Regions from separate parts of the Homo sapiens genome. Here region 1 is linked to region 2. The links are chromatin contacts, found by Hi-C or POLR2A ChIA-PET in ENCODE. All regions are on one chromosome and are shown on one strand. Each heading gives the region's core, a stretch centred on a gene start or an enhancer-like site at or near the end of the contact. The rest is flanking DNA. Distances are from core to core; before and after follow the strand shown.

Region 1 (2,700 bases), core at 182-2,681, 120 kb after region 2:
AAACAGCCCTTCAGTTATTTGATTCCAGATAACATGATATCAAAAGCACAAACTCAGCTGTTTGACAAGCTGGGTTGAAATTCTGATTCTACCACTTTCCGCTTGGCAAGGTCTGTGGACATTGAAGTCTCAGTTTCCTCATCTGTAAAATGGGGATAATATGCTCAATGCCCAGGACTATTATGGAGTTTGGGGTTAATGTATGTAGAATGGCACACAGAAACTTACCAACCAATTCAATAGTTACTAAATGCCTACCGTGTGTCAGAAACCATTTGAAGCTGGTTTTGATTCCCTATGCTTTAAAGGGCAGCTGCCCAATGCTGGCTATTTGTTTCTGCACAGTTACTGGCAATCTTGTGCCAAGAACCTTGGGTTATTAGACATTGCCCAGAGTCTGACAGTCCTTGCGTCACCATAGTAGGCACCTCCAGAGGAAGGTGGTCATGGGAGAGTTGGTTGTATTGTTGTTCTTGTGTTTTTGGTGGTGTTCAGAGTAATTTCTATCCTGAGATCAGAGCCCCCACTCCTTTAGAGGAGTCGTGTACATGCCTAGACAGTTGTGAGTGCCATCTGTCTGGGAGGCTGGCATGTGGCTTTGCCTGGCCCAGGGGTAGAGATTTGGTGTTCAACAGTTCTGTCCTTCTGTTCTTAGGAGAAATGGAAAGTGGGGTGGACATAAGGTATGGAAGAGGTGCTGTATTAGGTACTTGGTCAGGCTCTTTGACATAAACAATTATTGTATCTGCCATGGAAAACATTCATTCATTTATTCATTTCATTCAATAAATAAAAGCTTTAGTTTCCTTACTGGTAAAATTGGAATAATTACAGCACCTGTATCATAGTGCTGTTCTGCAGATTAAATGACTTAATATACATAAAAGTACCTGGAACAGAGCCTGGAGGATTTAAATGCTATTACAAACATTATTATTGAATATCTACTATGTGTGCAGCCACACGTTGTATGTTAAGGATTCATGGTGGACAGGTTTGGTCCCCCGTCCCCCAGGAGATCACAGAAGAGGAACTTGAAAGTCATGAAGGACTTTCCCAAGAACCCACGCCAGCGTGTGGCAGAGCTGGATTTGAACCCTAGCCTGAACTTGAAAGCCATTGCTCTCCCCACACCACCATACCGGGTCAGCACAGAGCAGAGATGGAACGTGAAGAGTGGCTGAGGCACGGGGAAAGCTGGAGAGAACACAACACGAGGGCCTGAAAAGAAAGGCAGAGAGCAGAGAGTGGCTAAGGTGACGATGACAGAAAGGGTCCCTCACATGTTATACCCCACAGCAAATAGCAGTGGTGCGATTTGCAGCGTTTAAAGGTGAGTAGAACTCGCACCATTGTCAGTTGCTGATGATTCCAGGCAGGAGGTGGGTCCTCTGCCTGTCAGGTGCTACTACTCACTCAGCACCCTCAGCCAGCCGAGGCGCTACGCGTTCTTGTCGTCTCAAGTTTCTCAGGTCCCCTCAACAATCCTATCCAGTAGGTGTAATTGGGCTATTCCACAAAAAAGGAAATAGAGGCTCCCCTTAAAACTCAAAGGTCTTCCAGAGATCTCTTTTACCACCGAAGGGTGGGTGGAGGGGCAGTTGATTTATTTTATTTAAAAATTTTCAGAATTTTATATGCATTAAGATCAAAGCGTCAATATTGTGCCAGGGTGCTTGAGGCTGATGTCGTAGCCTCTACCTGGCAGATAGGAAGAGCCAGGGAGCCGGTGAGACCGATGACTCAGGTCTTGCTCACTGGCCACTGGCTGGAGCTGGCTTACCAGGCCCGTGGGGGCTCTTCAGGGCAGGCAGGGGTTCCTGGCAGAACAAGGGGCCATTCCTGAGTTCGGCCTGAGCTTTCATCTACTGATTTCTGGCTTTAGTAAACCTGAGGGGCCTTTTGGACTTTACTGGCGTCCTGTGAGAGATGTTTATGAGCCTTGACATTTTTCAGCTGCGGGCCCTGCCCTAGATGGCCATCGGTGTGCGGCCGTCGGAGGGCACAGTTGATTTCATGGAAAGGTTTCGCCAAGGCTCTGTTCCCGTTTCCCTCCCCTCCCCTCTCTGCTTCCACCCCCTTGTTATTTTCTTTGGCACTTGAAGAGGGCCATATTGTTTGCGGAAGCCAAGGGGGCCTCAAGGATTCGGAGAAACGCCCAGGCGGGGAGTCGGCCCCACACCGGGGAGGTGTTGCTGGCGCTGGCTCCCTGCTCCTCGGCGCTCTGCTTTGAAGCTCACCCACAGAGCGGCTTTGTGTGCGGCCTCGGCCCCTGGAGGGGAGCCAGAGCCCTGCGGAGGCTCCCTCTCCTCATCCGCAAGCTCCTTCCAAAGCCCCAGAACTGGGAGGAAAATGGCTGCTCTGGGTGCCATGGCAGGCCTCTTTTCCGGGGGTCCCATCCTCAGGACGGGAGGAGAGTGGCAGAGCGGAGGCTGCCCAGACGAGGGACGCCGCTGTCAGCCCCTCCTCACCAGCCCCTCTCCTGCTCTTCTCTTTCAGGAGGCTCCACGGCCCAGAGTCTTCCCACAGCGACTTCTCTTTGGATGGAACGTGGTCCCCATCTGCCTTCTCCTGAGGAATCTCTGCTCATCCTCACTCCCCCTCGCAGAGGTCTCTTCCTCCTCACTGAGTGCCCATCAGGCGTCCTCCTCATCCCTCCCCTCCAGACCTAGAGCTTTTGCTCGCCCTGAACCAGGAGTG
Region 2 (2,700 bases), core at 113-2,612:
CTGACTCTCTCATTAGGGGCTAATGCAGCTTATGACTTTAAGGTGAAGCCAGTGTTCATTTACCATTCTGAAAATTCCAGGACCCTTAAGAGTTATGCTAACTCTACACTGCCTGTGCTCTAAAAATGGAACAACAAAACTGGATGATAGTACATCTGTTTACAGCATGGTTTACTGAATATTTTAATCCTACTGTTGAGACCTACTTATCACAATAAAATATTTCTTTCAAAATATTACTGCTCATTGACAATGTGCTTAGTCACCCAAGATCTCTCTCTGATGGAGATAGATAAGAAAACTAAAATTGGTTTTTTTTTTTTTTTTTTAGATGGAGTTTTGCTCTTGTTGCCCAGGCTGGAGTGCAATGGTGCAATCTCGGCTCACTGCAACCTCTGCCTCCTGGGTTCAAGTGATTCTCCTGCCTCAGCATCCTGAATAGCTGGGATTACAGTCATGCACCACCATGCCTCACTCATTTCATATTTTTACTAGAGATGGGGTTTCTCCATGTTGATCAGGCTGGTCTCGAACTCCCGACCTCAGGTGATCCACCCACGTTGGCCTCCCAAACTTCTGGGATTACAGGCATGAGCCACTATGCCCAGCCTTAAAGTTGATTTTTGCCTGCTAACACAACATCTATTTTGCAGCCCGTGGATCAAGGAGATGATCATTAGCCTTTTTTTTAGCAATGAGGTATTTTTAAATTAGGATATGTACATTGTTTTTTGGAAATAATGCTGTTGCACACTTTATAGACTACAGTATAATATCAACATATTTTATATGCACTGGGAAGCCAACAAATTTGTGTGACTCACTTTACTGCATATTTACTTTATTGCAGTGGTCTGAAACCCAAACCACAATATCTTTAAGATATGACCCTATTGGTGTCTGTGCATTTGAAGAAACAGTCACCTCTTTCAAACTTTACAGACTGTCTTTGGTAGGGAAAGACCTTTATCTGTGGCTGGCATGAGGAAGTAGCTTGATGGGCTCTGGGTGACTCTGGCAGCTGGGGTTACTCTTGGCAAAGACTGCAGGGCCTTAGCACAATGACTGCTGGGGTCCTCGATGGTGAAGCCTGCCAAGTCCTTTTGCTCTCTTTTTTTCCCAACTGGGGGACTCACAGCAGAAGAAATTCTTCTTCACTGGGCTCTGCTTGTCTGGGGAATGAGGTGAATGCAGGCAAAACGCTTCCTACCGTATTCTATGTGGGTGTTCTCAGTTCTTTTAGATTGCTGCATCTTCTTAATTGTACTCCAGAGCTTTCCTGGGGCTATATTTGTCTATGGAGCTTATGAAATTTTTTTTTTTTTTTTTTTTTTTTTTTTTTTTTTGTGGCAGGACAAGGGCTATGACCTCCTAGATTACTACACTGCTAATGTCACTTAGAACATGCACCTTTGATCAAGTTTAATCTTTAGCAGGTAGGACTGAAACCCAAAGCCACAAAAAGCAACTGAGCTGGGAGATATCTATTACAGCCATTGCCTCTAAATCTGACTATGAGAAAAGCATTTCAAATATCACATGACTTAACTTATTGGAATTTGTGGTAAAGAAATAAGAATGAGCACAAATATTTAGCAACAAAATCAATTGCAGTATTGTTAGTAATTATAAAAAGATATAAACATGTAACTGTCTAACAATGGCAGATTGTTAAAAATAAGTAAATATCCATATAGTGGAATAATATGGAGCCATTTAAAGTGATGCAGAAATATATCTTTTGTCTTGAAATATGTTTATGATAATTAGGTGAAAAAAGCAAATCACAGAAATGTTTTTTGTTTGTTTGTTTTTGAGACGGAGTCTCGCTCTGTCACCCAGGCTCACTGCAACCTCCACCTCCCGAATTCAAATGATTCTCTTGGCTCAGCCTCCCAAGTAGCAGGGAATACAGGCATGCACCACCACATCCAGCTAATTTTTGTATTTTTAGTTGAGATGGGGTTTCACCATGTTGGCTGGCTGGTTTCGAACTCCTGACCTCAAGTGATCTGCCTGCCTCAGCCTCCCAAATTGCTGAGATTACAGGTATGAGCCACTGCTCCCAGCCAACATGTGTGTTTTGATCTAACTTTTGTTTTAAAAAAGTAGAAAACAACTTAATATATGAAAGTGCTAATGGTGACAAGACAGATGGGATTACAGTTTAAAAGTAGCGTTTTTTTCCTGTTTGTCTACATTTTCTGATCTTTCTGAAATGAGCATGTATTGCTTTGTTATAAAAAAATAATAAATTTTGAAAATGAAAGTATAGAGCTTGGACCTATTATGTATTATGGAAATAAATGAATGAACTGCATAGCAATTTCTGCTATCATGACATGGGATAAAAATGTTTTAAAAGCATATTTCCCATTGCATTGTGATTTATCTTTTTACCTATCTGCCTCCCTTTAGCTGAAGATCCTCTAGGTCAAAGACTATTATTATTCATCTTTGCTTCCCTAGCATGTAGTTCACAAATTCAGCTGGTGATGAGTAAATGTTGAGTAATTGAGTAAGCAGCACATAAAAGTGTGTCAGAAGACTTAGATATTAGTCAGGGTATGTGTTGACAATCACATCGTCCATCTGATGTGTTGACAATCCCACCATAAAATACATCATGGTAAAAATCCAGTCCACCAGAGGAAGTCCTCGAGATGCAGCTAAGATGAAAGGTCAGGGGCCAAGGGCTGA

Evidence for each region. Hi-C counts contacts between places; a loop is a spot of excess contacts on that map. ChIA-PET counts read pairs that join two places held with the same protein, here RNA polymerase II (POLR2A). Pooled maps may share reads with other maps.
Region 1: a loop to region 2 is called in a map of lower leg skin, with 2.9 times the contacts of the local background. The contact joins two enhancer-like sites. A Hi-C loop is called at or near these places in 6 of 168 maps with a recorded cell type or tissue (GM11168, cardiac septum, gastrocnemius medialis and 3 more), 2 of 37 single-sample maps with no recorded cell type and 1 of 50 pooled maps. POLR2A ChIA-PET finds 5 or more read pairs at or near these places in 1 of 52 experiments (activated T-cell).

What each region holds. Positions count from the first base shown.
Region 1 is chr11:34,494,005-34,496,704 of GRCh38, forward strand. The region is part of intron 2 of ELF5 (E74 like ETS transcription factor 5); the gene reads right to left. Among named protein-coding and RNA genes, the nearest start is that of ELF5, 18 kb to the right of the region's middle. RefSeq lists an enhancer at 2,144-2,643. Within about 2 kb of position 1,432, at least 5 of the 41 ENCODE cell types and tissues checked have a DNase peak (open chromatin) inside an H3K27ac peak, as active enhancers do.
Region 2 is chr11:34,378,334-34,381,033 of GRCh38, forward strand. No RefSeq gene overlaps it. Among named protein-coding and RNA genes, the nearest start is that of ABTB2, 22 kb to the left of the region's middle. Within about 2 kb of position 1,363, at least 3 of the 41 ENCODE cell types and tissues checked have a DNase peak (open chromatin) inside an H3K27ac peak, as active enhancers do.